Linked DNA regions of Homo sapiens: region 2 is linked to region 1. A link is a loop called in an ENCODE intact Hi-C map of the cell type or tissue named here. Cell type or tissue: dorsolateral prefrontal cortex. All regions are shown on one strand. Each heading gives the region's core, and the rest is flanking DNA. Links, peaks and the distances in the headings are about the cores only.

Region 1 (16,417 bases), core at 8,159-10,658:
CCATTTGTTGTTGATGTAGTATGCAGACGTAGTTGCATGAAAGCTGTATGAAACTGACAACACTGTTAATGAAAGTTCCTTCTATGGTATTTGTTCTGGGGCAGATGTAACTTGAAGCGAATATTAAACTGATTTTAGGCAGACAACTAGGAGAGAAAGGTGAGGTTAGAAAAAGTTTTGTTTTCTGATAAGCCCTGGTTCAAAATAGCTTTTTATCTAATAAAAAAGCTAATTTTAGGCCAGTGCAGTGGCTCATGTCTGTAATCCCAACACTTTGGGAGGACAAAGTGGGCGGATCACTTGAGCCCAGGAGCTTGAGACCAGCCTGGCCAACATGGTGAAACCCCGTCTCTACAACAGTGAAAAAAAAAAAAAAAATTAAGTCCCAGCCACTCCAAAGGCTGAGATGGGAGGATCACTTGAACCCGGTATGGTTGAGGCTGCTGTGAGCCGAGGTCACACCATTGCACTCCAGCCTGGGCAACAGAGTGAGGTGAGACCCTGCTTCAAAAAAAAAAAAAATTAAAGTTTTGTTTTGTTTTTGTTTTGAGGTGGAGTCTCACTCTGTTGCTCAGGCTGTAGTGCAGTGGCGTGATTTTGGCTCACTGCAACCTCCACCTCCCAGGTTCAAGCGATTCTCCTGCCTCATGTGCCTGCCACCATGCCTGGCTAATTTTTGTATTTTAATAGAGATGGGATTTCACTATGTTGGCCAGGCTGGCTCAAACTCCTGACCTTGAGTGATCCCGCCTCCATCTCCCAAAGTGCTGAGATTACAGGCGTGAGCCACCACACCCAGCCTAAAGTTGGTTTTGAAATAAAAATTGTGTGTGATTGACCTTGTGAGCTAAACCTTGCTCTGTCGGAGCCTTCCCCAATTAGGTACCCTGTCTGTCTTCCTTGAGCCTTGGTCCCTTGGCAGCTGTCCTGTCCTCTGGATAAACAAGTATTGAGTTACCGTGCCTCTGACTGGGACCCTAGGGAAGGAAATATCAAGTAGCCCCCCACTGCCCACCACTTAGGCTATCTAGGAAGTCAGATTTCTTTAAACTTTTAAGAACACTACATGGAAGCATTAAGCACACCACACTGGCACTGCCAGCTAGCTTAGTGCCTGTGTAAGGCACAAAATATTAAATCTGCATCTCTGATCATTTTTGTCCTAAGAAGGGTAGTAGTGTTAGTCTGTTCTTGGGGTTGCTATAAATACCTGAGGTTAGGTAATTTACAAAGAAAAGAGGTTTAATTGGCTCATGGCAGGCTGCATGGCACTGGCTTCTGGTGAGGCTTCAGGAAGCTTTTACTCATAGCCAAAGACAAAGTAGAGAGCAGGCCTGTTTACAAACAGGAATTCATACTTAAGAATAAGAGGTCAGATTAATGGGATGTATCACCCCTTGAGACCAAACCTGCAGCACAAAAGAGCCTTGGTCTCACAGGTCACAAATAGACATTCAGTGCAGATTTTTATTGCTATCATCCCAGGTTAGAGCCCAGTCTACACTACCTGATAGCTGGCTCTGCTGATACTCAGGCCAACCCAAGGGAAAAAGATGGATTTTCTTTTTGGGGGAAGGCTGGTCTTTGGTGCAGACAGGAGGAATACTGGTCCAATGGGCTTAGGAGAACAATATTTATCAGTCACCCAATAGAGAAGCGTGCTTTCCATTCATCAATGTTTATTTTACTGTCTTATAGGAAACTTGGGAAGTAAGCAGGACTTCCCAGGCCTCTTGTCTTGTGTTATGGGAAACCACAGGACCCATCAGGCATTTTTAGTTTCATTTACCAGGCAGTTTATTGATTGCAACACTTAGCATACATGATTCACAAAGTTCTCATTCTTGATAATTTTCTGCCCAAATGTAGCTTCCTGAGAAGGGCAGGAGTGATCCATCACGTGGTGGGTGTTCATGTTTCTGGTTGGCTCCAGCCCCTTCCCTTGAATCCTGTGCTTTAACAGCTGGAATCCTTCAGTGTGTTTGGGTGGCTCACTGCTTATCAAATATTCAAGGCCTACAACCATTGCAGCCTTTCTCATACCTCCACTCTTGAAGCTTCTGCTCAGGCTAACTGTCTCTTCCCTGCCTCTTAATTGAAACTCTGGAATTCTCTGTGCCTTTGTTTTTACCTATTTGCCTGTTCAAAGTCTGTAATTATTGGGATGGAAAGTGAGCAACTCTGATCATTTTTAGGAGCACTGTAAATTGGCCAGCCCTTCCAGAAAGTCATAAAAATGTTTGTCTCCTTTGCTCAGTAATTCCACTTCTAGACATTTAAAGAAGTCCAGAAGTATTAAAAGAGCTGAAACTGGATCCCTTCCTTACACCTTATACAAAAATTAATTCAAGATGGATTAAAGACTTACATGTTAGACCTAAAACCATAAAAACCCTAGAAGAAAACCTAGGCAATACCATTCAGGACATGGGCATGGGCAAGGACTTCATATCTAAAACACCAAAAGAAATGGCAACAAAAGCCAAAATTGACAAATGGGATCTAATTAAACTAAAGAGCTTCTGCACAGCAAAAGAAATTACCATGAGAGTGAACAGGCAACCTACAAAATGGGAGAAAATTTTCGCAACCTACTCATCTGACAAAGGGCTAATATCCAGAATCTACAATGAACTCAAACAAATTTACAAGAAAAAAACAACCCCATCAAAAAGTGGGCGAAGGATATGAACAGACACTTCTCAAAAGAAGACATTTATGCAGCCAAAAAACACATGAAAAAATGCTCATCATCACTGGCCATCAGAGAAATGCAAATCAAAACCACAATGAGATACCATCTCACACCAGTTAGAATGGCTATCATTAAAAAGTCAGGAAACAACAGGTGCTGGAGAGGATGTGGAGAAATAGGAACACTTTTACACTGTTGGTGGGACCGTAAACTAATTCAACCATTGTGGAAGTCAGTGTGGCGATTCCTCAGGGATCTAGAACTAGAAATACCATTTGACCCAGCCATCCCATTACTGGGTATATACCCAAAGGATTATAAATCATGCTGCTATAAAGACACATGCACACGTATGTTTATTGCGGCAATATTCACAATAGCAAAGACTTGGAACCAACCCAAATGCCCAACAACAATAGACTGGATTAAGAAAATGTGGCACGTAATACACCATGGAATACTATGCAGCCATAAAAAATGAAGAGTTCATGTCCTTTGTAGGGACGTGGATGAAACTGGAAACCATCATTCTCAGCAAACTATCGCAAGGACAAAAAAACAAACACCACATGTTCTCACTCATAGGTGGGAATTGAACAATGAGAGCACATGGACACAGGAAGGGGAACATCACACTCTGGGGACTGTCATGAGGTGGGGGGAGCGGGGAGGGATAGCATTAGGAGATCTACCTAATGCTAAATGACGAGTTAATGGGTGCAGCACACCAACATGGCACATGTATACATATGTAACAAACCTGCACATTGTGCACATGTACCCTAAAACTTCAAGTATAATAATAATAAAATAAAGAAAAAAAAAGTACCTATGACAGCGGTTGAGATTACCAAAGGAACCACTGTGTGCCAGAGTAAGGGCCAAGGATGAGTCCCAGGGAACACACCCTTATTAAGGGGTGAAGGCCAGGAAAGAACAATCAAAGCTGGAGGCGGAGAACCAGGAAAGATAATTATGTCAAGGATATAACTGAAGAAGTAGGGAATGGCCAACACAAGTAAAATAAAGACCAAAACCTGCCCATTGGTTCTAGCAATTAGGAACTTGAACCTTACCCCTAGATATACCTGGGAATTGTCAGGGACAGAAGGCAGATCACATGGCATTGAGAAAATGCAGAGATATCAAAAAGCTATGAACTAAAAGAGATACTAAGCAAAAGACTGACCAAGGAAGATTTTTAGAAAGCAGATTGAGTTCTTCGTTCATCCATTCAATACACTGAGTGCCTTCAATGTGCCAGTAGTTCTAGGTGCAAGAATCAATAAACAAAACATAGATTCTTCTTTCATTGAGCTTATTTTCTTGTGAGAGTAGGCAATTAGCAAATATTTTATGACAAATGATGATGAGTGTTGTGAGAAAAAAATAGTAGAGAGAGTGATGTGAGCAGAGTGTGGTGCTGTTTGGGATAGGGTCAAGGAAGACCTTGAAGTCATCTTTGAACAGAGATACTAAGTAAGGAAGCAGGATGGTAAGATTTGGAGAGTGGCTCTCCTCCCCACATATGGGGGCAGAGGGCAGAACAAAGGCCCTGTTTCCCTAGTCAGAAACAGCACTGTCGCCAGCAAGGTTTGAACAAAGCGAGCAGGTTGGAGCTGAGGTCAGGGGTGGCAGTGGGCCTAGGCTAGGCCATGCTGAGGCTTGGATTTCTTTCTCAGTGGGGAAGCCACCGAAAATGTTGACCAGAGGATTCTTTAAAAACTTTTGTTGCTAAAAGGCTCGCTCTGGCTGCTGTATTATGAAGGAACTATAGGGAGACTATTATAACAGTCTTCCAACATGAGCAAAACTTAGCCCCTGAAAGCTGTAGTGAGCTAGAGGAGATAGCTAGGTGAGAGACAATCAGATAGGTTGCAAAATCAGCGGGAGAAAGGGAAATGCTGAGTGGTTAGGACTGGAAATGTTATGGGGTAGGAGATGGAAGAAAGGCAGATGAAGAGCCTGGAATATGGAAATACGCAGAGGACCATTTGCAGAAATCCCTTCCTTGGAGAGTATCACCATCACTGAGGGAAGCAACTACTGCTTGATGAGAGAGTACAGCATAGCAGTAATGGTGTAAACTCTGCCATGCTGTGTGTTTAAACCCCAGTTTGAGCAAGTTACATACTCTCCCTTTGTCTCAGTTTCTTCATCTGTAAAATTATCATAATAGTGCCTACCTCATAAGACTGTTGTATATAATGAATTTTTTAAATTTTTATTTATTTTTTTTGAGACAGGGTCTCACTCTGTTGCCCAGGCTGGAGTGCAGTAGCGCCATCTCCGCTCACTGCAACCTCTGCCTCCCAGGTTAAAGAGATTCTTGTGCCTCAGCCTCCCGAGTAGCTGGGATTACAGGTGTGAGCCACCACATCTGGCTAATTTTTGTATTTAGTAGAGATGAGGTTTCGCCATGTTGGCCAGCCTGGTCGTGAACTCCTGACCTCAAGTGATCCGCCCACCTCAACCTCCCAAAGTGCTGGGATTACAGGCCTGTGCCACCATGCCTGACTTGTATTTAATGAATTTAAAAGATACACTCAGAACATGATAAAGATGTGATATGTAATTACTGTTATTCTCACTGGGATGCAGAACAGCTTGTAGTCAAGAGCCTAGATTCTGGATCCAAATTACCTGTGTTCAAATCCTGGCTCTGCTCCTTTACTACCTGGAGAACTTTAAAAAGTTACTGAATTTCCCTCTGCCTGTTTTTTCATCTGTAAAATGGGTGTAATTATAGACCCTACCTCATAGGGTTATAATAGATAGGATCAGTATGTGTAAAGTGCATATAATAAGCACATTTAAGTGTTTGCTATTGTTTGTATTACTAAATTGTTGACATTGCCAATTCTGCCTTTTTACATAGCTGACCAAAGCCCAATGCCTGTGGAGATCCCATGAGTGGTTTTCAAAGCAGAACTTTGAACCCCTGACTCCACATGTCCTCACGACAAGCAGGAGTTCTTGGTCCTGGGGCAACTTCAGTAATATTATAGTTTGGTGTGACAGAACACATTTTTGAAAACAGCCAACCCCACACATAAGTATACTTAGGGCAACAGTTTAGATGCCCATAGATATTTTCTAAGTAGAATACTTTCTAATGTACTTTGAGCCCTTTTTAAAACATTTTTTCTTCGTATCATCCAGCCCAAAATGTCAATTTGTAAAAAAAAAATTTAACAGAATAAATTGCTTACCCAGCCCTATTTAATGTCCTAGAGACTAGAGACTACTTTTCTTTTCTTTTTCTTTTTCTTTTTTTTTTTTTTTTGAGACAAGGTCTGGCTCTGTCACCCAGACCAGAGTGCAGTGGCAAGATCATGGCTCACTGCAGCCTTGAACTTCTAGGCTGAAGCAATTCTCCCACCTCAGCCCCCAAGTAGCTGGGACTACAGGTGTATGCCACCACACCCAGCTAATTTTTTAACTTTTTGTAGAGGGGAGGTCTCACTATATCGCCCAGGCTGGTCTCGAACTCCTGAGCTCAAGCAATCTTCCCACCATGGCCTCCCAAAGTGCTAGGATTACAGGCATGAGCCACCACACCTGGCAGAGACAATATTTTACTATTGAAACCATTGACTTCTCATAAGGGAAATATTCAGTCTCTGTATGAGGATTGGTTTTGGTTGTGTATAACAGTAAACTTAAACTAACAATGATTCAAACAAGATAGTTTCTTTTCCCTCACACATGGAAGTGTGACTTGGTATGTGTGCCTACTCTGCCCCACAAGATTGTTAAGTGTCCACTTTTAGGTCTAGGTGTCTTGGTGTCGCACAGTCCTTAAGGTATTACTCTCAGGTGCACAATCCAATACGGCTAAGCAGCATAACCACATTCCAAGCAGCAGGATTCAGGTGGGTGGGGACAGGAGAAGAGATGACCCAGAAATTGTGCACACTTCTTGCACTTCTGTTCACATTCCATTGGCCAGAACTTTGTCATATGGCTATTTAAAAAAAAGCCTAAAGACTAAAAAAATGTATTTAATTTGAGTGACCGTGTACCAACTAAAACAGCTAAATAGATGATTATAGAAGAAGGGGGAGAGTAGTTTATTTTTTTCACTTATATTTTGTACTATTGCTAATAGGGAGAATATATTTAAAGACAAAATAGCAACCAGTGCCACAGTCCTACAATTTTTATTAGAAGAATTAATTTCATGAAGCTTTTTCTGATCTGTGACTTCAAAACCCATGACACATACTGCAAGTTGAGATCTGAGAAATCTTTTAAAATAATGTTTTAGAATTGAAATGTGTCAATGAAAACAAATACAAAAAACATCAAAAGCTTAAAAAAATGAAAACTAAGCAGATCCAAGCTGCTAGTGCTGAGTAAATGTTACAAGACATGTTGAAAATATGTACATTCTCACCAGATTTTAGGTCCAGCTATATCTCACGTTGACATTTCCATATAAATAGCATAAAAGTAAAAAAAGACACTTTTTAAGTGGCTAGGCGAAAATGACTGATGTAAAAATGAGATGTAACGAAGAACATTAAAGCTCTAAGGTTAATTACACACTTGTGCTAGAACCTCAAGGGAGGTCAGGGTACACCATCCCTCTGATTTGGTGTCTGAGGACTTTGAGGTAAAAGTGACTCGCTGGCCTCATTCAGAGTAGTCATAGAGAGGGGAATCCCACGTGGTTAATTTTCATTCTTCTTAGGAGGAAAATGTTGCAAGGGCTAGCATATTTTTATACAAAAAGATGGCAGTAACCCAAGAAGGCAAGAGGTCAGCGAGTTGACACAGGACTTGAGGAAGGAAATGCTGACAAAACCTTATGCTAAGAATCTGTGAGGATATCTGAATCTGCAGTTACTTTAAGACTCATTTGTTGTGCTGGAAATCTGAAAACATTTCTATTTAAAGATTCTTTAAAAGTATCTTAAAGGCTTTTAGCACTTACTCAGATCATAAGAACAGAATGACCTAAAACATAACCAACCTAAAGAGTCACGATACAAAAAAAAAAAAAAAGGCTTTCTGGGAACATGAGCCTCACAAAGTCATAGGAATAGGAAATGGAAATACTTAATCAAGTTAAAGTCACTAATATTTAGAAAGCCTCAGTTGTTCGAGGGTGCATTTCCTTGTGTCTGTTACAAAAGCCAGTTTATTCCAAGAAAAATACAGAGAACTGTTGTGTTGGCATCTAGTAAAACAAGCAAGGAAATCAGTCCTTTAACAAACAGCCCTTTGTTGCCATAAAACTAACCTAGCCTCTCTGTTCCCTGAATGGTTCTAGTGTCTGACTACATGGCTTGAGAAGAGACAAAAATGCCTGTACCCCACCTCCTGCTACACATAAGAATTTTGGAACTAGGTTTACTACTTGTCCCTACAGCCTCAAGTAGATCAGCAGATTCAGGATGGGCCCTTGGAGCCTACTGGATGAAGACCATGCCCCTATACCAGGGCGGTGACTGATTTGCTCTCAGCAAAAGACAGAGCGAGCCTTTGGATTAATAAGCATGTAGTTACCCCATATGCATATAAAACTATCATATATCTATACAAATTAAAACTTAAAGTGTGTAGAGCCCGGCTGTCATCATACTGGTTTGCACCTGACACCATGTGACGGATTGGACACAGACTCTGCTCTGTGTGCCTTTACGTGAATGCATTGCAAAGACAACCATACTCTTTGGCTACTTCCAGAGAATCTTTAGAGATTCCTGTTATATGTCAATTTTTTCAACTGCCATATATTGCATGTCTACTATGTGTAGGTTACACACTTTCTAATCCTTAAATAATACTGCAGTATGGGAATTAGGTTTGTAAAGTATAGTTGAGGAAACCAGGGTTTAAAGAGGTTAAGTGACCACCCAAGATGCAAAGGCAGCCAGCCTGACTCCACAGAATGTGTTTTCCCATACTCTGTCTCTTTACACCTCCTTAATTTCTTCAAACCTAGCTAATTTTTGGCCTAAAGTAAGCAACTTACTACCCTGAAGCTCAAGCTCCAACCACCTTGTTCCTGCCCCTCAAATCTTGAATAACAACATGCAAAACTCAAATACTTTGTTATTCTGAGAACTGAAACCTACATAAAAATCCTCCTAAACTCATTTTTACTTAAATTGCTTTTTCCAAGCCTATTACTAAAGGTACTAAAAACAGTGTGAGCTAAACACATGGTAGCCTCACCCACCACACCTAGAATAGCTTTTCCTGTCTTCTCCCACTTTCCTTGCTTCCTTCCCTCCTTGTTATTGCTGAAGACTGAAAGCAGCAATGATGGCTCAGGCTCTCTTAGTGGACCATGAGCTATTTGAGGAAAGAAGCAGTTTGATTTTGCATCCCTAAAACCTTACAAACAGTGCCTGACTGGTTCCATAAATGCTTTGTTGAATGAGTGACACCCATAGGAAGTTCACAGTGGTACAACTTTATTGAGAGTTGCTTTGCAATGTAGTCATTAACAAAGCTACCATTGTAAGCTGTTTGGAATTTGAGTTGTTGAGAAAACTGCAGATTTATTTTAGAGATACTGCTATTCTGCAAATCTCAAACACAAGAAATGATACTAATGGAAGGAAAGCACATTGATATGGTTTGAATGTTTGTCTCCTCCAAATCTCATGTTGAAATGTAATCTCCAATGTTGGAGGTAGGGCCTGGTGGGAGGTGATTGGATCATGAGGGCAAATGCCTCATGAATGGTTTAACACCATCCCCTTGGTGATAAGTGAGTTCTTGCTCAGGTCACATGAGATCTGGTTGTTTAAGACAGTCTGGAACATCTCCCTTCTGTCTCTCACTTCTGCTCTTGCCATGTGATAAACCTGTCCCCCTTCACCTTCCACCATGAGTGTAAACTTCCTGCAACCCTTGCCTAGAGCAGATGCTTGCATCACACTTCCTGTAGAGCCTGCAGAACTGTGAGCCAATGAAACCTCTTTTTTAAAATAAATTACCCAGCCTCAGGTATCCCTTTATAACAATGCAAATGAACTAATACAGACATTCTTTCCCCTTCCCTTTCCAAATGATGCCTTCTCAACTCTGACATCTTCTTGGCAGCAAACAAGACTTTTTTAGTCTGTCAGGTTCCAACCTGAGCTGAGGTCTGAGGGGAGCTGGTGGATGGGTGGTGGGTAGCTGAAAGAACACTCGAGGGACCATAGGCAGTTGGGACATGGCTTTATTCTCTCCCCCTCTCCTACAGAGTCAGCAGTGCCATTATATTTCTCACAGACAACAGTGGCTTAAAGCCACATATGGGCTCACACAAACAGGTTACATTAAATGACTACATAAGTGTGATTACATAGTGCACAAGATTTTGTGCCTGCACTCCAAACCTGCTGTGTCGTGCTGTACTGGATGTCTGCCTTGGCCTACTCCTGACTGAAGCATAGCCATTTTCCTTATACTCCACCCCCTAGGCTGAGGGAGTTCTCCTAGTGGGGAGATGTGCCCACAGGGCAGAACCCTGGACCCAGAGGCCACAGCAGCAATACAGAGAGCAACAACTCACTCAACTCACTATTAATATTCTCACTATGCTACCCATAATTATTAAGAGTCCAGCATAGGCCAGAGCCCAGGGATGCCCACCATGTTTGTTGGGGGTCATCAGTAAGGCTTTCAACTGCCTTGATTTCCTGGGAAACTCCTTGCAAAGCTGCTGTTATGTTTTGTTGATTGTCACGGATAAAGGTACAACTTTGTGTTCCCAAAAGATGCCAGGGATGAAGATACAACATTGTGTTCCCAAAAGAGCACAGGTGCCACCTTGGGGAGCAGTTAATATGTCTAGGGCCATCTGGTTCTGCAGTGCTACCTTCCTGGTTTGATCAACCTCATCTGTCAACAGAAGGAGGGCAACTTGGGTGTAATTCAAGGCTTGAGCAGTGTGCTCAGCAAGGGCTGCAACCTGCATTTCTACAGTTATGACACCTGCTCTAGGGATGGCTAATACTAAGGGGTAGAGCCACCTGGTTTTGCACTCCCAAAAACCAGGAACGTAGCTCTTCCCAGTTATGTGGGTGTCTAGGCAATGTGGGAATATCAGTGGCAGGCACAAAAGGCCACCCCCAGGTACAGCAGCCAGACAGTTCACTGGCAAAAAGAACCATCCCGTGTCTCCATAGACCCATAAACTCCCAGGGGGGGCACAAAGTCTACTAGGGCCTGACCTTGCTGAAGCTGCCTATTCTGCCGCACCTTTGGTGTGGTGACATATATTATATTTGTGCAGGCTATGGCGGGTAACCACCCCATGGTGGCATTACCCAAAGCTGCTCTATACATCATGGTACCTGTGGTGGGGGCTAACCCCCACTAACCAGCCCCATCCATCATAGATGCTACAGGTCAGCCAGGGGGTGGGAATGCCATGGGTCTTATAGCACTCCCTAGCCAAAGCTTGCTGTGTCATGTTACAAACATTGGCCATGGGACCCCAAGTCTCTAACCATGTCTGGTTTTCTGCAGAAGCTGGATGTATGTGCCAGGGCAAGTCATCTGCAGCTGCTACGGGAAGGGTGGTGCAGATCCAACAGCTGGACACATTGGTCATCTCAGCATAGCCCATTCCACAATGCTGTTAGAGCATGTCAACTTATGGTCAGAATGACAAAGCAGGCACACACAGGTAAATCACTCTTCTGAGGCAAAATACAAGCCAACCTTTTATCTCTGGATAACAATGCAGCCGCCAAGGGCTTCTGCCCTGGGCAATGGTACCACAGCTTCTCAGCTCCCCATGGTTTCTTTGTGTCCTGTATTTGTGCCAAAGTCACTGGGGAGCTCACAATAGGCCATACAGACAATACAAGGAGGGGGGTTCCTTCCCTGAGCATTCCCCTACGAACGGTCAATCATGGAAGCCATATATTGAATACCCAAGGAGTGACATGTAAATCATACTGTAGGCCCTCCCCCCAGAGGGCTACCATAGCCAACCATTGGCAATGGGGGACTTGAAGGGTCCATGTTCAAAGCCAGGTTTTTTGTTCCCCTGCCTTTAGGGGCATTAGGGCAGGCAACCACAGGTTACTGTTGGTCCCCATACCTGGTCAGAGGAGGTCATCCTTCTTTCCATAGGTCTTGCCACATGGCCTGGCCCCAAATGGGCCAGTGACCAACTAGCCAATCGTGTAACTTCCAGGTAGTTAACCACAAGGTCAGGCCTCAGTAAACTGCCCAGCTACTGGGGCAGATTACCATAGGTGTCTCCTTCTTGGTGATCACCATCCATACTGCCCCGAGTTCAGCTCACTGACTTTGTCCACCTCCAGTATCAAACCATATGGTATCAATACTAGGCTGGACCGCAACAGCAGTCCAGGCAGCAGTAACACCCTGGCTGGACCCATCTTTATACCATGCTCCACTGGGAATGGAAGAGGTGCCTGCCCCTCTTTAAATGGTAATGGCTCAGGGTTTAAGGGTGCCTCAGGTTGACCCATGGCCTTATCTTGCATCAGGACTACAGGTCCCAAGACTTCTTGTAATTCTGCTGATAAGGGGCTTTTACTCAGGGTACTCTGCTGTTTTGACTAGGCTCCCCACTTTGCTAAGGTAGATGTCTGTGCCATCCCAGTCCGGAGGGTCATTACCCGTGAAGGTACCCACCCCACTATTGGGTAAGTCATCTACAGGCATGACTACTGTTGTTTGTCCCATCACACTCTCACAAGCCTGAAGGGTGGCATATGCAGCTATTAACTCCTTCCCTATCAATGAATACCAGAGCTCAGCTTCCTTCCAAAGTTGGGACCAAAAGCCTGCCAGTATTCTAAAGCCCTCTGTGTGCTGCCATAGGCCTTGCCAAAAGCATCTGTGGTCACACGCACATCAAGTTCAAATGGGCGCCCCGATCAATTACTTGTAGGGCCTGTGCTTGCTGTATGGCCCACTTGGCTGCCAGAAAAGCCATCTCAGCCTCATTGTCCCAATCCCAAGTAGTTCCCATTTTTGTCAACTGACACAACGGTTTTACCATCTGAGCCAAATGGGGTACAAATGCCCACCAATATCCCAAGAGGCCTACAAAAGTCTGTAGTTGCCTCATTGTTGTGGGCCGGGTATATGCCTGAATTTTATCAGTGATGGCCTCTGGTATAGCCTTTGTTTTACCCAAGCAGATAACTACCAATAATTTGGCAGACAGTTCAGGCCCTTGGACCTAGGATTTGTTGACTGCCCAACCTCATGCTGCCAAATGTTGTTGTAAAAGGGGTGCCACCACTTCTGAACCTGCAAGAGAATCAGAGGTTAACATAATATCATCAATATAATGGAATAGGTGGATTCCCTTTGGACACTTCCAGGCGGCTAAATCCGTGGCAAGGAGACCATGATGTATGATGGGGCTACACATATAGCCCTGCGGCAGCACTGTGAAAGTCCACTGTTGCCCTTCCCATGTGAAGGCAAACTTCCTGGCTCTCTGGAGCAATGTCAACTGAGAAGAATGCATTGGCCAAGTCCACCACATAGTGGTACTCTCCCAACTTCATTGTCAAGGGGTCCATCAAATCCATGATAGAGGGTACAGCTGCATGTAAAAGGGGTATTACTTTATTTAGTTCTCAATAATCCACTGTCATCTGCCAAGTTCCATCAGGCTTCTTGACTGGCCATACTGGAAAATTGTAGGGTCTGTAGGTGTTACACATTATCTGCACCTTTTCTAACTTCTTAATAGTCTCAGTTATCTCTGTATGCTCACCTGGCAAGTGGTATTGACACGTGGAAGTAATCCATAAGGGTTGTGGCAGGACATGGAGCTAGTGATGTGTATGTCTGTGGAGTACCAGCTTAACCCCACATACTTGGAGTCTGAATTCCCCATCCGTGGTTTGTAAAGCCAAGCCATGTAAAGTATCCACCCCCAAAATGTATTCAGGTATGGGAGAAACATAGTTTATAAGTGGGGAGCCAAGCAGCCAATGCCAAGGTGCAAAGATGCAGGTTTCACTTTCACTGACTGACCTCTATAGCCATCTATATATGCAGCCTTGCCTGGAAATTTATCCAGGTTCCCACAGACGAGAGTACAATCTGTGCCAGTGTCTACCAGCACCAGCACCCGCTGTATGTTGGTGGGGGACCAGTGGATTGTCAATTCCACTTGTGGCCTCCAGTTGTCCAGTGTTCCCCCAAGCCGAGCACCTCGGCCAGTTCCCTTATCAAACACAAAAATTTCTATACCTCCATCCATCTGCAAGTAGTGCTTGAGATGGAGTGGCCGGGGGTACTGAGCTGAGCAGCATCATCCTGCCACCTCTTGGGCATTTTCTGGAATTGCTGCTCCAGGGACAGTTGCCTCTACAAAGTTAACGGCACTTCATTGGGTTGCCTATCAATTTTCTCTTGGTCAACCCTATCCAAAATCAAATCAATCTATATCTGGTGGCATGTGGGTCATCCACTGGGGCCCCTTTTTGTCCCATGAGGTGGCACCCTGCAGAAGGGGTACTGTTCCCCTTTTTATGGTGTAGATTCCTAGGTCCCACTAATGGCCCTTTGCTTCCCCAAGGGCCGCCATGGCAGTAGTCACTTCAAGTATGTGGCACCCCACATATGGAGTGAGGAGAGCGGCCAGGGAGCCGAAGGCACTTGGCGGGGCAGAGCCCAATACAAGGTCCCTCATGTGGGAGGTAAAGCGTTCATCATCTGGCCCTCAGGTATTCAGATCGAACATAGCCTGCCATATACCCATCTCCCAAATTACTTGCACCAAATCTGTATACAACTGCCATTTACTCACAGTTTCTGGTATTTCTCTGGTGTCATTCCATACCATTTGTATGGCCACCATCAGCCATTCAATTAGGGTGTGCCTATGTCCTGAATGGTATTGTCTAGGTTTCCTTCTAGGGTTTTTATGATTCTACATCTTACATTTAAATCTTTAATCCATCTTGAGTAAATTTTTGTATAAGGTGTAAGGAAGGGGTCCAGTTTCAGTTTCCCGAATATGGATAGCCAGTTTTTCCAACACCATTTATTAAATAGGGAATCCTTTCCCCATTTCCTGTTTTTGTCAGCTTTGTCAAAGAGCAAATGGTTGTAGATGTGTGATGTTATTTCTGAAGACTCTGTTCGTTCCATTGGTCTATATATCTGTTTTGGTACTAGTACCATGCTGTTTTGGTTACTGTGGCCTTGTAGTATAGTTTGAAGTCAGGTAGTATGATGCCTCCAGCTTTGTTCTTTTTGCTTAGGATTGTCTTGGCTATACGGGCTCTTTTTTGGTTCCATATGAAATTTAAAGTAGTTTTTTAAAATTCTGTGAAGAAAGTCAATGGTAGCTTCATGGGTATAGCACTGAATCTATAAATTACTTTGGGCAGTATGGCCATTTTCACAATATTGATTCTTCCTATCCATGAGCATGGAATGTTTTTCCATTTTTTTTGTGTGTCCTCTCTTAATTCCTTGAGCAGTGGTTTGTAGTTCTCCTTGAAAATGTCCTTCACATCCCTTGTAAGTTGTATTCCTAGGTATTTTATTCTTTGTAGCAATTGTGAATGGGAGTTCCGTAATGATTTGGCTCTCTGTCTATTATTGGTGTATAGGAAGGCTTGTGATTTTTGCACATTGATTTTGTATCCTGAGACTTTGCTGAAGTGGCTTAGCAGCTAAGGAGATTTTGGGCTGAGAGGATGGGGTTTTCTAAATATACAATCATGTCATCTGCAAACAGAGACAATTTGACTTCCTCTCTTCCTATTTGAATACCCTTTATTTCTTTCTCTTGCCTAATTGCCCTTGCAGAACTTCAATACTATGTTGAATAGGAGTGGTGAGAGAGGGTATCCTTGTCTTGGAAGCACAGCCATTTTCCTTATATAGTCACTTGATATTTTCTTCTGACTCAAATTCACACTGTGAAGGAAAAACTGCCACAACTAACAAATTAGGTGGGATTCTTAACATGTTATGACTGGCTTGCTTTAAAATCATGATCCGAACTCTCCAAGTGTGAGAGAAAAAATCAATTTCTGTTGACCTGCTGAAATCAGTGAGTTGCCACATAGGCTGTTTTTGTTGGTTACTAGAAGCTGTTTGATTTGTCCCAGTGGAAAGTAAGTTTTTTTTTTTTCCTGAGAAAAATAGAGATAAATCTTACCTATAACAAGTTTACCATTCTTTAAAAAATGGCAACTTCACTCCATTTTGAAGTGTAAGATACACCCGTCAAATACACAAACCTTAAGAGTCCTGCTTGATGAATGTTTACAAAGTGAGCACACCCAGGTTAATTACCACTCAGATCAAGATTACCAGAAAAGCCCTTCATGTCTCATCCTAGTCATTACCCACCACAAAGATAGCCACTGTTCTGACTTCTATCATCATAGATTGGTTGCTTGTCTTCTTTTTGAGCTTTATTAAATTGAATCATACTGTATGTCTGCCTTCTTTCAATATTACATCTGTAAGATTCACTTGTATATTATAGCTACACGTGTCAGTAGTTTATTCTTCTTTATGCTGTGTGATATTCCATAGTGTGACTAAGCACAATTTACTTTTTTTTTTTTTTATTGAGTGCTTAGTAGTGAGAATAGCACAATTGACTTACAGGTTCTATTACTGATAGTTATTGGGGTTGTTTCCAGTTTTTGGCTATTATCATTACAGCTGCTGGGAACAGTCTTGTACATGTCTTCTGGTGAACATAAGCATTCATCTCAGTTGGATATAAAGCCCAAAGTGGAATTG
Region 2 (16,417 bases), core at 8,569-11,068, 200 kb before region 1:
TGACACTGAGGATGACATGGGTAGCAAGAGACTGGGGTGAGTTTTCATCATCATCAACATTTTGATGGAAAAAGAAAGAAATTCAGATTTACCGGCAGGGCACGGTGGCTCAGGCCTGTAATCCCAGCACTTTGGGAGGCTAAGGCAGGCGGATCACCTGAGGTTAGGAGTTCAAGACCAGCCTGGCCAACATGGCAAAACCCCGTCTCTACCAAGACCAAAAATTAGCTGGGGATGGTGGTGCATGCCTGTAGTCCCAGCTACTTGGGAGGCTGAGGCACAATAATCATTTGAACCCAGGAGGTAGAGGTTGCAGTGAGCCAAGATTACGCCACTGCGCTCCAGGCTGGGCGACAGAGCAAGACTCTGTCTCAAAAAAAAAAAAAAAGAAAAGAAAGAAATTCAGATTTACTGAACAGCAGACTGAGAGCCTTAGTTATCCAAACACATTTAATATTTAGAAGGAACCCAACTTGCTGGAAAAGCTCAGGGCGTAAAGGCGGTTGCTCCACGTCACACAGCCAGGGTGGGAAGCAGGTTTTTCTGACTCATTTCTTTCCCTGTTCCCCAGCAGAACCTTCTGGGGCGCACTGGAGCTTTTTGTTTTGATCTTCTCAGGGATGAACCCATGTGTTTACCTTGATCATTGATGATCAACATCATCAATTGATGAGATGAAGGCCATCCTTTCTCACACTTACAGCTAACACTGCTGTGTATGTTTTGCTTCTACATTTTTCCCACTTCCTTTAAGTGGCCTCAAGATGTTCATTGAGTCCTGCTCCAACTTCTCTTTTCCACTCAGCACCCGTGTCTCTGGTTTCCTGGCAAACTCTTTTTGCTATCTCTGGCCCTATCGCCCTCCTCCTTTTGTTACCCAGAAATTCATTCTCACGGCCTCAGCTTACCTTGTGTCTGGGACTGTCTGTGCTAACCTCAGCAGGATTGGTATCAGAAGCCCAGGCCATGCCTGAGCTGGCTCAGCTTCATGCCAGGCTAGGGCTGGGGGCTGGGGGCTGGTCATAGAGGAACCAGGGGGATGACACAGACAGGAAAGTAGCTTCCCTAGCAGGTGAGGGCAGACAGTGTGCCTAGAGATGCCACAGAAGCAATTGAGAAGTTAGGAATGCTCTGCCAGGGCTCCTGGGAGATCTCACAGGGAGGAAATCTGCAAGGCCTTGGACCTAGGGGAGTTAGGATAAGGCAGGCTGAATGCTAGGTTTTGGGTCAGGAGGTTTTGGGTCAGGAGGAATTCAGTTCCAACAGGATCCAAAAACGGAATGTGATTGGGAATTTTTGAACAGGCCCAGTTTCAGTCTATTTGTAATAATAAACCATTAGATTGTTCCAGAAAGTCCATTATTTTGGCATCCAGACTGAATGATCCAGGCTGCCTCTCCTACACAGAAATTATACTAAAAATCCTTTGGTAGACATTGGGTTCTGATTTTTAGTTCTGAAAACCCAGTCTCTGTACGTAACCCATATTCCATCATCTAAAATATCTAGGACATGATATATGCTATCATCATATTCCATTTTTCTAACTTCCTGGGATAAATACTTTTGCCTACCATCCTATTTCTTCTGTCAAATTTAACAAGTTTTAATTACACAAGTGATTATAAATAAATGAATACATTCTTTGCATTTTATTTTTTAAGAGACGAGGGCCTTACTAGGTTTCACTATGTTGCCTAAGCCTGGTCTTGAACTCCTAGTCTCAAGCGATCCTCTTGCCTCTGCTTCCCAGAGTTCTGGGATTATAGGCATGAGCCACTGCACCTGGCCTGCAAAATGTTTTTAAAATAAACAAGTAGAAAGTAAAAAGTAAAAATCTTACATATTCCCACTCAACCCCACCTTCTTCTGTAAGTTACCGTGCTATCAGTTTCTGCCATAAGTTTCTCTACGCACTTACATATTTAGGAACCTGCAATGGCATACACGGTTAGGGGTTTGGGAAAGAGAGGGGTGGACTACCATGGCACAGGGAAGTATTTTATCCCTGGCATTAAGCCCTTTGCATGTCTGTTCTTGAACTCCTAGCCCCAAGCGATCCTCTTGCCTCTGCCTTCCAGAGTTCTGGGATTATAGGCGTGAGCCACCGCACCTGGCATGCAAAATGTTTCTCAGAATAACCCTATGAAATAGGTACTGCATATTGTCATCCCTACTTGACTGCTGAAGCAGCTAAGGTAATCTCACCCAAAGCCCCAGGACTAGTAAGTAGCCAAACAGGGATTTGAACCACAGCACTTTAACTCCAGTGTTGGCACTGTTTACTGGCTGTGCTATGGGAGCCTCCTGGTGTTCTCTCTATTTTTTACTTAATTTACAGTGTAAATGGACTCTTCTACAAACTTTTCTCCAGGTTAGATAGCTAGAAATGGAAAATTTTGATACATACTTCCAAGTTGCTCTCTAGAAACCGTGATAACAACTGATACTCCCAGAGAGTTTGAGAGTGTCATTTCCCCTGAAGTTTTGCTAATGTTGGATTTTATTGTTTATTCATTTTTTACAACCTGAAGACTAAAAATATTTCAGACTTATTTTAAGTTACATTTCCTTATGTACCCATGAGACTGAACATTGTTATATGCTTATTGACCACTTACATTTCTTCCTCTGTTTAATTAACTGTTCAATTCCTTGCTTCATTTTTTAATAGTTTAATTTGTATTTTATATTCATTGATAAGTACTCTTTATGTATTAAGGATATTAATCTTCTGTTGTATAATTGGCAAGTAATCTGTCCTTTTCACTCTTTAACTTTTGCTTATAGTATTTTTGTTGTATATTTCTGGTTTTTTAATTGAGATTTTATTCGGTTTATAGATCAATTTTTGTTTTTTTTTTAAGACAGGGTCTCACTCTGTTGCCCAGGCTAGAGTGCAGTGGTGTGATCTTGGCTTACTACAACCTCTGCCTCCCAGGTTCAAGTGATTCTCATGCCTCAGCCTTCTGAGTAGCTGGGATTACAGGCATGTGTCACCACGGCAGCCAATTCTTGTATTTTTAGTAGAGACAGGGTCTCACCATGTTGGCCAGGTTGGTCTCGAACTCCTGACCTCAAGTGATCTGCCCACCTTTACCTCCCAAAGTGCTGGGATTACAGGCATGAGTCACCGCACCCAGCCTTTTAGATCAATTTGAGGAGAAATGACACCTTCACATTATTGATCCTCCATTCAGGAAATGGTACATCTCTCCCATTATTTGTTGTTGTTTAGTAAGGTCATGAAGAATATTTATTCCTATATTTAAGTATTTTTATTTTCTAAAATTTCCCGTTCTCTTCATTTGGGAATTAATGCAAGATTTTTACTAACTTTTTAAATATTAGGCATCAAAAACTACTTAGACAACTGTAGGTTTGCTAGTTTCTCACCTTGTCACTGTTCCTTGTATATAGCATCTTCTTTTCTTAAATTTAATTTTCCTTCATGGCTCACTGCAGCCTTGACTTCCTGGGATTAAGTGATCCTCCCACCTCAGCCCCCCAAGTAACTAGGACTACAGGCACATGCTACCACATCCAGTTAATTTTTGTATTTTTGGTAGATACAGGGTTTCCCTGTGTTGCCCAGGCTGGTCTTGAACTCCTGAGCTCAAGCAATCCGCCCTCCTTGGCCTCCCAAAGTACTGGGATTACAGGTGTGAGCCACCACCCCGGCCTAGTTTCCTATTTCCATTTTGAGGTGCCTGACTTAATGTTCTACAAGCAGTAATCAGTTTAAATTTTGTGGACCAACTAGGTAAAGCAGTTAATTATAATTATGCTATCATCATGCATGAATATACATTAGAGTGGTGCAAATGCTTTATTTGAGATAAATTTTTATGTCCTCTAAATTAAAGATTGAGTAGCAAATCGAAATTAAAACTAGAGGAAAAGTCAAAGTTCACCTTCTAGCTAGAGTTGTTATAGCAACTCCAGGAAATAAATCTGCATACACAGAAGGGAGAGCAAGAGAAAATAACTGTTGATCTCTAATATGAGCTCTAGGCAATTGTTTTTCTATTTCTTCAATACTTTCATGTTGAGATGACTAGGATTATGATTCTTTCTTTCATGTATTCCATTATATTCTCTGTCATATTTTTCTCTTGAAACCTGTCTCAGGAAGAATCAACTTTCTGAAGGAGACAGAATCATCATGCCTTCACATTCCTAAAGATGGGGTAACCTGGGTTTGTTCTTTCTCTCTCTATATATATGTTTAATATGGAACACTTCATGAATTTGTGTGTCATTCTTGTGCAGGGGCCATGCTAATCTTCTCCGTATCATTCCAATTTTTAGTATATGTGCTGCCGAAGCCAGCATGGGGTTTGTTCTTTCTGATCCCATTTGGTTCATTCATTCATTCAACAAATATTCCTTGAGCATTTATGACACTGGTTTTCAACCTGGTTACATAATAAAACCACCCAGGGAACATTTCCAAAATACCATTACCAGGTTTCACCCATAGATTAATGGAGCCCAGGCCAGGCCTGTACATTTCTAAAGCTCCTCAAGCAATTAAGATGCATATGAGGGTTGAACACAGCTGCCCCATGATATATTAGGTCCTGTGCAAACAAGAGGGGATGCAAATAAAAATAAATAATTGCTAACATTTATTGAGGGTGCACACTGTATGTCAGGCACTATTCTCAGTTCCTTATGGGTTTTAACACATTTAATCCTCTCAACAACCCTACAAGGTATTACTGTTTATAGACAAGAAAACTGAGGCACAGAGAGGCTAAGTAACTTGTCCAAGGTAACACATCTAGGAAGTGGCATCTGGAGTCCATCCTCTCTTTTCTATGGCCCATCCACAGTATCATAGTCAAGTAAATAATGAAAAGACAGGAGATATGTATCAAGAAGAACACCTAGAGTGACAGGTGGAGGAAGGAGATAGGGTCAGGAAGGCTTCCTGTAGGAGGTGGCAGTTCAATTAAATAGAGGAAAAATGGAAACCAGAGAGCAAAGTGGGGTACAGAGTTCCTCAGATTCCTTCCTCCCTTGTCTTGCTACACAACCTGCCTCCCTCCCCTAGTCCTGGGAGCTCTGTCCTCCCTCTTCTCCACACTGAAAACACTGGAATGCCCTCAATCATCCTTAATATGCCTAACATTTCAACTGGGAAGTCTGAAGTCATGCACAATTACTCATGCAATTTTTCCTCCAGACAATAGGTCCTTCTGTGTGCTTCTCATTCAAATATATAAAGCTTCACTCTGTTGTTTTAAAAAAGTCTTTGTTGTAGAAACAATTCACAAATGTGTCAAACACACATTGGTTCCCCACCCCCTTCTCTGTCCCCTCACCTGATTGGGATGCTAGCTTGCCAGGGACGTGTGCCCACTTGCCGACTCTGCCCAGAATGGAAGCTAGCCCTGCATTTCACATCACTTCTAACCAAGTAGGGCTCTAAGTTTAAGTTTGAGGTTAACCTCAGGGGGCATTTAGCCACACCTGCCACCTCCTCTGCCTGGCCTCATGGGTGGGAACAGACTTCTTTTGGAGAAAGGGAAATGCTTGATGCTGCTAATTAACTGTGGGAGGAAAGGAAGCCCTCTCCAGACAGCAAAAATACCAAAGAAGAACATTATAAAAAGCAGCCTTTGTACCAGCCAGCCACATCATTCAGCCCAGCCCAGGCTGGGGCTGGAGGGAAAAATAACAACTCTAGCAGCCACTAAGTTCCTGCATCCCAAGTGGGCACCTCAGGAGGTCATGCCCTGAGTGAATGTCTGCTAGAGGAGGGGGTTCCAGGACGGTGGCGGGAGTCTGGCTGCCTTCCCAGCTGGTTTTTGGCAAACCACAGGAAGCTGCCTGAAGCTGGCATGTTTATATGGTGACTTGTGAGACTTCCTTAGAATAGCAACAGGTCTGTTTCATAACTTAAAAGCCAAAGAGTGTGTGTCCATGGAGGTATGAGGTGGAGCTGCAGGACCTTACTTTAGAGTCTGGGTAATCTCACTAGGGCAGGTCGCTTTCCCACCCTGTGCTTATCAATTTAGGGGCTGATCCTCACTCTGCAGATGGGACTATCTTAAACAGAGAAGTGTCAGCTTCCAGCCAGCCCAAATCCCTGAGGCTTGATTGCTACAGGGCTGAACTAAGTTTGAGTATCTGGGAGACTCAGGGTTCAGCAGGGAGTCTGTTGGGGAGGGCTGGGGTTGCTTCAAGAATTGGGATTTGTTCACAAGTAGGAGGGCAGTCAGGCTTTTTGGCTGGGACCTTAAGCTCAAGAGGCTGCAGAATTTGGCTGCTGACCAGTACAGGGGAATGAGGTGAAACCTGAGGGTGGCCTGAGAATGGAGGATTGAGGAGCTTAGAATTTGAAAGCTGTCAGAGCTACATTGGAGGCTCTTGGAAGGCATGTTTACAGGGTCTGCCTTATTTTATAGGGGCTGGGACTGATTCCCAAGACTCTAAATTGCCAAAAGCAGGAAGTTGGGGTACTAGGATTTCATACCAGGCAAGTTTCCCAGTCTCTCACTCCAATAACATTTTTGCATCTGGGCAGACAAATGGGAGATTCCACCACAGTAATACCACATGTACAGGATCCTTGGCAGCTGCGCGTGTGGTGGCACATCCCTTTCCCTCCCTTCCTATTGATATAGGATCTCCTTTATAGATTCTTCAAGTGTCAGAACTGAAAAGATTTTAGAAGCCATGTAGACCAATTATTTTATTTAACAGGAAAGGAAACAGAGAACCAGAGAAAAATGACTGGCACAAGGGCATATAGCTAGTTAGTAATCACTAGTATTGAAGCCAGTTTTGTTGACAACCAGTCCAGGGCTTTTTCCACAACACCACGCCCTTTATAACAAATAACATTCGTATATCAGGGGCTTCTACCCATTCCATATTGTATTTCCCATTTTACTCTCTTCCATGGAGAGTACCTTGAACTGTACCTTGCTCATGGTTAAACTACTTTCTGAAAAGTTTCCAATATTTGGTATTTTGACAAAAAAATAAATAAATAAATAAATAAAATAAAACCCTATTAGGTTAGAAAGAAAGAGGTTATCACAGCCAGAGGCTGCCCATGTGAAATGTGACCAGGGTGGAAGAGCAAAGTCCCAGAGTCTAAGGCCTTGATGCTCAAAGTTGTCCATGGACCAGTAAGCATGGGTATCACCAGGGAGTCCCACCCAGATCTGCGGAATCAAAACCTGCATTTTAACAAGAGCCTACATGATTTGACTAAGTTTGAGTAGTACCTCTTTGAGGCAAGGCTCTGCAAAAATTCCTTCTCTTCCTCTTCCTCCCCAAATGCGTAACCTTCTACCACCTCCCTCTTGCTCCTTTCTTCCACATGCTCTGTCCCCAGTTTTACTATGTTAATCTGGTTCTGCCTTTTCTTGAAATTTTAAAGCCACAAAGGGGTGGAGTGGGGGTGGGGAGGGGGGACTGGATGTATTTTAAAAGGGGACTGAAAATGGAAACTTTTGAGAAAAATAAAATATGGCCAATTGGGAAGATCTTTTGCAGCTCCAATGTCACGTTGTTAATGTTGAAATATAAACATCTACTATGTTTATATTGGCTTACTTGTAAAATCATCAACTTTGGTTATATTTAGGAATTTGATGGCTTGGAAAGCACACTGAAAAACTCTGAGAACAAAAATATTTTTCCCCTTAACTTTATGGAAAATAAGAAAATCTCTTTCAAAAAAAACAATTCCAAGAACGTCTTTTCTCTACTTTCTTTATTATCCCCATCCACCATGGCACCATGGTACATTTTTTCCTCTTAGCTTTCTTACTCTCTTTGTTCCTAGTTCAGTTTTCTCATTTCATTAACATTTTTAAAAATTGGGGTTTTCTTATTATTTATTTTTTATTTAAAAATTAGGAAATAGAGAAGTAAAAGAAAGCACAACAGAATCCCGCTGATGTAGAAACTACATAAACTTCTTATATAAAGGTATCTTAAACCTTTTTGTGCATATATTTGTTAACAAAAATGGGATAATTCAGAATATAGTAATTAATATCTACTTACTTTTAAGTGGAACTATAAAATACTAACTTCTTTATATCTGTGAACATACCTCAACAACATTATTTTTGTTAAATTCTGCCATTGAAATTGTATCATGATTGATTTGGTAATATTTCTATTGCTGGATATTTAGGTAATTCAAACTTTTCACTATTAAAAGCACTACTGGGCATGGCACAGTGGTTCATGCCTATAATCTCAACACTTTGGGAGGCTCAGGCAGGAGGACTGCTTAAGGCTAGGAGTTTGAGACCAGTCTGGGCAACACAGTGAGACCCTAATCTCTAAAAAAAAAATTAGCTGGACATGGTGGCCCACCCCTGTGGTCCTAGCTACTCAAGAGCCTGAGGTGGGAGGACCTCTTAAGCCTGAAAGGTCAAGGCTGCAGTGAGCCATACTTGCATCACTGTGCTCCAGCCTGCAACAGAGCAAAATCCCATCTCAAACAAACAAACAAACAAACAAAAAGGAAAAGGAAAAATAGAAAAGCAGTGAAAAGCAATACTGCATATTCTTAATGATTTTATTACCTTAAAAAAAACTATTTAATTAAGTCATGAACACATAAAGGCATCATTACACTTGTGAAAAAAATTTAAGATAACATGAAATGCTTTTTGACCCTCATTGCCAGCCCTGGTTCCCTTCCTCTCCCTGCTCCCTTGTTCCAGCTCTCCCACTCCCACGCCAGCTCGAGGAATCCAATCATCAACCCAGCTTTTGATGGGGATGCATGGGGTGCAGGGTACAGAATTAAGTGTTATAAGGATTTCAGTCAATGACAGTCTCCACCCTAGTGAGGGAGAACAGGCATGCATTCATGGGGAGATGCGAATAACAATTACAAGCCGTGCACCATACCACTGAGAGCAAGCTAAGGTTAGGCAAACTGAGCACAGTCCCAATTACTGCTGAGTGCACATGAAGTCCTCTTCAATTTTCAGCAGGATCACTGCTCCAGGTTTTTACTTGACCTCCTTGCCTATAATCTCTCCCTTTCAACCCATCCAGTTTACTGCTGATAAAATAATCTCAAAAGACACTCTTCTGATATGTGTGATCTTGTTCATTCCCTACTCCTCTTATTCTCCCTGCTAACCTTCCCCTCATCTTCAAGACTCAGCTCAAACTTAAATTTACTCAGTATGCAGCTACGGAGCATATATTAGGTGCTAATCACCTCTTCTAAAGCTTTCCTCACTCTAGGTTCTGTGAGCAACTCCCTCCTGGCTTTTTCTCTTGTAACAGATTCTAGTTTGTTGGGATTGTTATTTTTCTGGCCTACCTCAACCCCAAACCATGAGTTCTTAAAGTATAGGACCTCCATCTTATCAATCCTGTACCCTCAGCACCCAGTACAGTGCTGGGTACATAGTTGATGCTTAATATTTGTCTGCTCAACAAAAAGAATAAATAAATGAGCTTCCCAGAAATGTCCCACTGGTTCTTAATGTACTTTTAGGATTTGGAGGTTACTTCTTGCTTAGAGTAAGAAGCAACTGCGTTAGGTGGCAGAAGTGGAGGGAGCCTTTGAGGTGACATGTTCTAGCTCCTTAAAGGGACATGTTGGTTCTTGCCCCATTCTAAGTCTTCAGATTCTACATTTGAAACAAACAGCCTATTGCTGTCTTTGCAATATAAGAGGTACTAAGGAAGTGTTTGTTCAAAAAAATAAAGAAAAGGGGCTTTTTTGATGTTGTTGTTTTTATTTTTTGAGATGGAGTCTCACTCTGTCGCCTAGGCTGGAGTGCAATGGCACGATCTCAGCTCACTACAACTTCTGCCTCCCTGGTTCAAGTGATTCTCCTGCCTCAGCCTCCTGAATAGCTGGGATTAGAGGCGCCCGCCACCTCGCCCAGCTAATTTTTGTATTTTTAGTAGAGATGGGGTTTCGCCATGTTGGCCAGGCTGGTCTTGAACTCCTGACCTCAGGTGATACGCCTGCCTCAGTCTCCCAAAGTGCTAGGATTACAGGCATAAGCCACCATTCCCGGCCAAAGGAAAAGTTTTAAAAAGATCCCAACTTTCCCTAGTCAGGAATTGGAAGTTTGTAAAGCTCAAACCTATTGATGTTGCCCCCTTGCCTAAATCCCTTTGGTTGTTTCCCATTGCTGTTAGGATAAAGTTCAAAATTTTAAACTTGACCAGCAAGGCCCCACATGCCATGAAGGCTGCCAACCTCACCAACATCCTGTCACATCATTCTTCTTGGATCTCTTCACACTCCAGCCCCACAAGTAATTTCTTTGTTTCTCATGGGCACCACACGTCTTCAAAAATGCTTCTTATGCCTGGAACGCTCTCTGCTGTAACCGACACCCACACCCATGGCCTCACACTTCCCCATGTCACCTGGCTTATTATACTGCATCCTCTTGTCTCAGCTTAGCTGTCACTGCCTAGGGAAGCCTCTCTGGACCACACTCTAAGTTATGTCACCCCACTGCACATTTGCATAGCACTCTGTATTTTTCCCTTATGACACTTTTTATTAGTATAACTTGATAGTTAAGTGTGTATTATTGAATGTTTTCTTCTTAATCGCCACCTCCTGATTCCAGACTATAAACTTCAGGAGGACAGGATCCATGTCTGTTCTGTTCACTACTTTATTGAAGGGGCTTTACCTACATTATCTCATTTAGTTGAACAATCCTGCAAAGCAGATATCCTCATTCTTATTTGGCAGATGTGATAGTGATGTGTGAAGCTGATAGACTTGTGTGATAACGTCAAGATTTGAGCATGGTTCCATCCATATTTCTAAAGGGCTAGAAGTTTGTTTATTTGGGTTTTGGATTATCAGGACCTGAACTCAAAGTCCCCCTGAACTACAGTCCCAGTTCCACCACTTTCTAATTTTATTTTATTTATTTATTTTTGAGACAGAGTCTCATTCTGTTGCCCAGGCTGGAGTACAGTGGGGCGATCTCAGCTCACTGCAACCTCTGCCTCCTGGGTTCAAGTGATTCTCCTGCCTCAGCCTCCCAAGTAGCTGGGATTATAGGCGCTTGCTACCATGCCCGGCAAATTTTTGTATTTTTAGTAGAGATGGGGTTTCACCATGTTTGCCAGGCTGGTCTCGAACTCTTGATCTCAGGTGATCTGCCTGCCTCAGCCTCCCAAAGTGCTGGGATTACAGGTGTGAACCACTGCACCCGGCTCTAATTTTGTAATTCTAAGTGAGCCTCTTCATATATATAATAGGGATAATATTACTTATTTTATCTATCTCATAACATTCTTCAGAGGATCAAATGAAATAATAGATATGAAGTGCATGGTAGACTATAATCCACTCTACTAATATAAGTGAAACAAGTAGCTTTTTAAAAAACATTTTTGCAACTTCCGCCTCCTAGGTTCAAGCGATTCTTATGCCTCAGCCTCCCAAGTAGCTAGGTTTACAGGAGCACACTGCCAGGCCTGGCTAATTTTTAGTAGAGACAGGGTTTTACCATGTTGGCCAGGCTGGTCTCAAACTCCTGACCTTAGGTGATCTACCTGCCTCGGATTTGACCTTCCAAAGTGCTGGGATTACAGGCATGAGCTACCATGCCCGGCCTCAAGCAACATTTTTTATCAGGCTCAAGCCTATAACGGCTGCTGCTTATCTGGCTGGCCGCTCTGGATATGAGTTTCTTGAATAAAATTGTCAATGTGGAGACACTGAGTCCAGATGTCTCTGTACATTATCTAGGGGAGGTTGTTAGCCCAGGACTGAAATTGACAACAAAAAGATTAATTTTGAATGACTGCATCCATTTTACAGAATGAGAACTGTACATTTAGTTTTTTCATAATGTAAATAAGGCCAATAAAGAATATGCAGTGGATTTCTAGTATGTAACCTCTAGTCCCTGCTCGCCAAGGAAAAGATGAAATGGTTAGTTAAGTGTGGTTAATGATTAGCATTAATGGTTAAGCACTTAGGCTTTGGAGTCAGACATTTGAGTTCAATTCTCTCAGCTCTACATTTACCAACAGGGAGAACTTGGGCAGGTTACTGCTCTACAGCTTCATTTCTACATCTGCAAAATAGATCTACCCCTCAAATTGTTATAAATACTAAAACTAATAAAGTAAGTGCCTGCACATAGGAAGCCCTCCATAAATTTGGAGAGTTATTGCCATCCCAGTCCTCTTTCTTTCTTGGCTTGCTGATCCCTGTGCACCTATTTCTTGCATGTTTCTTCCATTCTAATTGGAATGATGATTTTCAGGTGTCAGGGTCTTAAATACTAATGACTGAGAACACTGCCTCTCAATCTGCATCTGGTCCCAGCAAAGCCAGCTTTGTATATAAAGAGGAGATCTCTCCTCTTACGCTCTTTGCACAATGACTCTCACTAGTTTCTTGTGCTTCTGGGGAAGCTTCTCCTATTGATGTAGAGCAGAAAGTTTTTCTATTCATATTTGAGAAACTGCATGTCTTGACTCAGCTACTTTTGACTGGCACACTATGGGTGGGAGGATTTTTATTCTCTTTGGCTTTGGACACCAAGAGGATGTGCAATTTGGAGCCACAGTGAAAAAGAGGTTTTACTGTTCAGTCACTGCAAGGCTACTATTAATATCACATAGGCTACATAAGATTAGATTCATTATTATACTTAAGAAGGAAGTCTTTCTGCAATTTTGAACTAGGAGCCGGAAATTCCAGCTATAGCGTTATATTCTGGTTTGTGTGTGTGCTTTCACTTGGCATTTTTTGAGACACTATCGTATTCTATTCTCTGGAAGACTACAAAGATGAATGGCATCTTCCCCTCATCAGAACTTGCAAGCCTGTGTAGGAGATAAAAACACAAATAATGGGAGGGAGTGAACAAGTATGGGAGGAAGGACATTCTGAGAGAGGCCCCCTCTTTTCTGGATTGGGATTCATGTGTACAGGGTGGTAAAGTAAGAGAGTGAAAAGATGTCAGGCTCTGTGCGTACCAGGTGGTAAAGTAAGAGAGTGAAAAGATGTCAGGCTCTGTGCATCACCACACTGGGCCTGAATCTTATTAAAGTTACCCTGAGCAACCCACTTGCCCTTTCTGAACCAGTTTTCTCATATGAAAACAGAATAATCATGCTTACCACATAAGATTTGTTGTGCAGATTGAGTGAGATAGAGTACATAAAGTGTCAAGCACAATGCCAGGCTAATTGTAGATATTAGCCACATGGATAAAATTATGATTAATAGGCCAGGCGTGGTGGCTTACTCCTGTAATCCCAGCACTTTGGGAGGCCAAGGCGGGTGGATCACCTGAGGTTGGGAGTTCGAGACCAACCTGATCAACATGGAGAAACCCCGTCTCTACTAAAAATACAAAATTAACCGGGTGTGGTGGCACGTGCCTATAATCCCAGCTACTCGGGAGGCTGAGGCAGAAAAATCACTTGAACCCAGGAGGTGGAGGTTGCAGTGAGCCGAGATCTCACCATCGCACTCCAGCAAGAGTGAAACTGTCTCAAAAAAAAAATTATGATTAATATCCAAAAGCGTAGATAGTATTAATAAATGTTGTCAGTATATAGGGGCAGTGGATGAGGTGTAATGAAAGAGACCTTAACTCTCATCCTAGTAACATGGTGGCCATGGACCATCTTCCCAGATATACAACTCTGCTGTACCAGTAAATGCGAAGTGCTTCCTGCTAAACATTTGCCACTCTTCTGACACAGATAGTGATATCCTGTGGTCACTTCCCTCCCCTGGTCATATGTTAGGTAGTGGTTTCATGCACACTCCACCCAAGATGGTGGATTATCTGACAGTAACAGAGAAACAGGAAGAACAGTGGTTTCAACTGAAATAAGAGGTGATTTATTTTTCAGTAAATAACTTCCATTCCCATCAGTTCCCTGACCAAACAATGTGCAAGCTGTAATGTGAAATGATAAGGAAGCCAAGGCACAGCTTTTGGAAAAGCTGAAAGCCTCTTTAATATTGGATGCAAATTCTGTCAACTGTAGCATGCCGAATAAGATGGTGGCCGAAGAGAACTGTGGTCAGGATAATGACTATAGCAGACAGTGGAAGGAGGAAAGGCGCCTGGCACCATGCCTGTAAGTGCAACTGCACTTCCCTCAATAAAACTGCTGCTTTGCCCTAAAATCTCACATTTGGTTTGACCAAGGTAGGAAAAGTGATCCAGATTAGAATAGTCGCTCAGTAGAAGCTAACCCAGGTCATTTATTATAAAACTCCTTGATTTATGGGAAATACGGAGTTTCTAGTAGGAAAAAATGAGGCCATAGTTGATACCATGGTTGTTAGTCATTAGAAATACCACTATGGACTTTCTTAGGTTTCCAAAAGTATTATTCTCACAGGGAAATTGTAACATCTAAAGGCTGTATTGGCATTAATATGGTCGTATCTAAGTTCATCATGATGACCATCATAATGGTACCATTTTTGAGCTTTCAGCTTAGGTCATGGAGATTTGCTTCTGAAGACCCCCACCTTTGGTTAAAACTGTACAAGCCCTGGAGAGGGGCTTATGTTCAGGATCTAGGCTAAAATCTCCGTAAGGTTAGAGACCTTTTCTATCTTCCTCAGAATGGTGTCACACACGGAGCTCAGCACAGTGTGCAGTGTAGGATGAGTGTTCAATCAATACTTGTTCAGTATTTGATTCAACATTCATTATCTCTTTTAATCAAAGCCACCCTGAAAGCTCAATATTATTAGCTCTAGTTTGCCTGCTTGTTTCAATGGTACATACAGAGTTACACAAGTGATGGGGTATTGTAGAGGTGAGAGAAGGATGCTCTATAGTGGCATGATCTCTGAACTTAATGTGGGAGAATCAAGGAAAATATTGTTTACGTGAAGTTCCTTCCACAGAGTTGGGCAGGGGAGGGTGGCTCTGTTGGCCATTTGACTAGAGAATGAGCTCAAAACCATGTTCAAGGGGAGAGGGAGCATCAAGGGGAGATGTTTGGAGAATACTTGGGCACTGTAACAACCATCCTCACATAGCCAGGGCCCACTCAGAATGGAAGAGACTGTCTTGTCCTGTATAGGCCCAAAGGGCAGAACGCAATACAAGTTTTAGGGAAAGTGATTTTGGCTTCACACAGGGAAGAACATTTAACCCTTGCTGCTGTTCAGAAATAGAATAGATCACCTTGGAGGCAGTAAATCCTCTGTCATTGTGGGTGTCCAAGGAGGAATCACATGATCACTTGAGAGGGATATTGGGAAAGAGATTTAAACATTGACTAAGAGGAGAAAGGCATTGGGTTAAATGAGTATCTCCTTTGTGTCTCCTGTATTCTATGATTCTATAATCCTTTATTTGAAATTTGTGAATATGGCATTAAAAAATGAATGTATTTAAAAGGAAACTAAGTAGTAGGTTACGTCCAATTGTGTGAGTCTACAAAATCCCCTAGGACAGAATCTCCATCTGTGTGACAGAGCACTGGGTTCCTAGAACCCATGCTGATGCCTGGCACATGGCACACCTTCATTAACATGTGTTAAATGAATCAGTGGAATTCTGGATATGCTAAGGACTTATGCTGTGAGCTCCTCCTTCCCAAGATGTCATGGAGTGAGATAGGAATGAAAACTGAACCCAGATCAACCTTCCTGTTCCCCTTTCCTATGTACAGAAGTTTGGTCTAGAGGGAAATAGTTGCACTTACTTGTGGCTTAAATGTTTGACTCACATAGTTTCTTCCTCTGGAGAAATGCCTCAATGTGTGTATTTTCTGTTGGCCCCACAGCTTAGAAGCTGTTGTGAGTAAACCACACAGAAGCCAACTTGTGGATTGCTAGGATGAGAGGTCCGGCAGGGGCCTGAGGGATGCCCTACTCTGTGATATGCCGGAGCAAAGGGACATAAAATAACAGGCAGAAAACCATAATCCAATATGGGAAGTCACCCCAGAGGTGACCCTGGAGAAACCCCAGAGATAAGTGTATCTAGCAGTGTGACTGGCATCTCTTAAGGGCTCAATACAGCATATTGAACAAATGAACAAATCCAGAAGGAGTGCTGGACTAGGAATCAGGAAGCCTGCACTCCCCTCTGGATCTATGTGTCACTGACTGTCTGTGTGACCTTATGCTCTCTTGCTGTTATTTGGGACTACCAGGCATTTAAACAATTGTCATATTTGGGGGATACCAGTTATAGAGACAGAAGAGCATATTTGTCTCAACTAGTTGGAAATGGGAAGTGGGTGGCTTCAAGGGCCACTTTTACAAAGTAGAGTAAGTAGGATTGTGTGTATACTTGGATGAGACATGTGAAGAAAGGAAGGTGGTCCAAAGCAACTCCTAGATTTCTGACTTGGGCAGCTGGTGGATGGCGACAATGTTTACTGGGATGGGAGCAAGCAAGTAGCCACGGGTTTGAGAGGAATCTGATGATGGGCA

Evidence for each region. Peaks named below come from ENCODE experiments on the same cell type or tissue, not always from the same donor. Only the 100,000 strongest peaks of a DNase experiment are listed, where the experiment ranks them.
Region 2: a loop joins it to region 1, with 5 times the contacts of the local background. A loop is called at or near these places in 2 of 110 quality-filtered maps.

Annotation. Positions count from the first base shown.
Region 1 is chr11:85,939,102-85,955,518 of GRCh38, reverse strand. No RefSeq gene overlaps it. Among named protein-coding and RNA genes, the nearest start is that of CCDC83, 92 kb to the right of the region's middle. RefSeq lists enhancers at 326-826, 7,424-7,473. In dorsolateral prefrontal cortex, for the core only: a CTCF peak has its summit at 9,105; no DNase peak of the experiment used is centred there; H3K4me3 peaks cover 479 bases; H3K27ac peaks cover 1,760 bases.
Region 2 is chr11:86,141,145-86,157,561 of GRCh38, reverse strand. It overlaps the pseudogene RNU6-560P. Among named protein-coding and RNA genes, the nearest start is that of LINC02695, 44 kb to the left of the region's middle. RefSeq lists an enhancer at 5,696-6,196 and cis regulatory regions at 5,787-6,297, 8,993-9,043, 13,587-13,969. In dorsolateral prefrontal cortex, for the core only: no CTCF peak of the experiment used is centred there; no DNase peak of the experiment used is centred there; H3K27ac peaks cover 1,463 bases.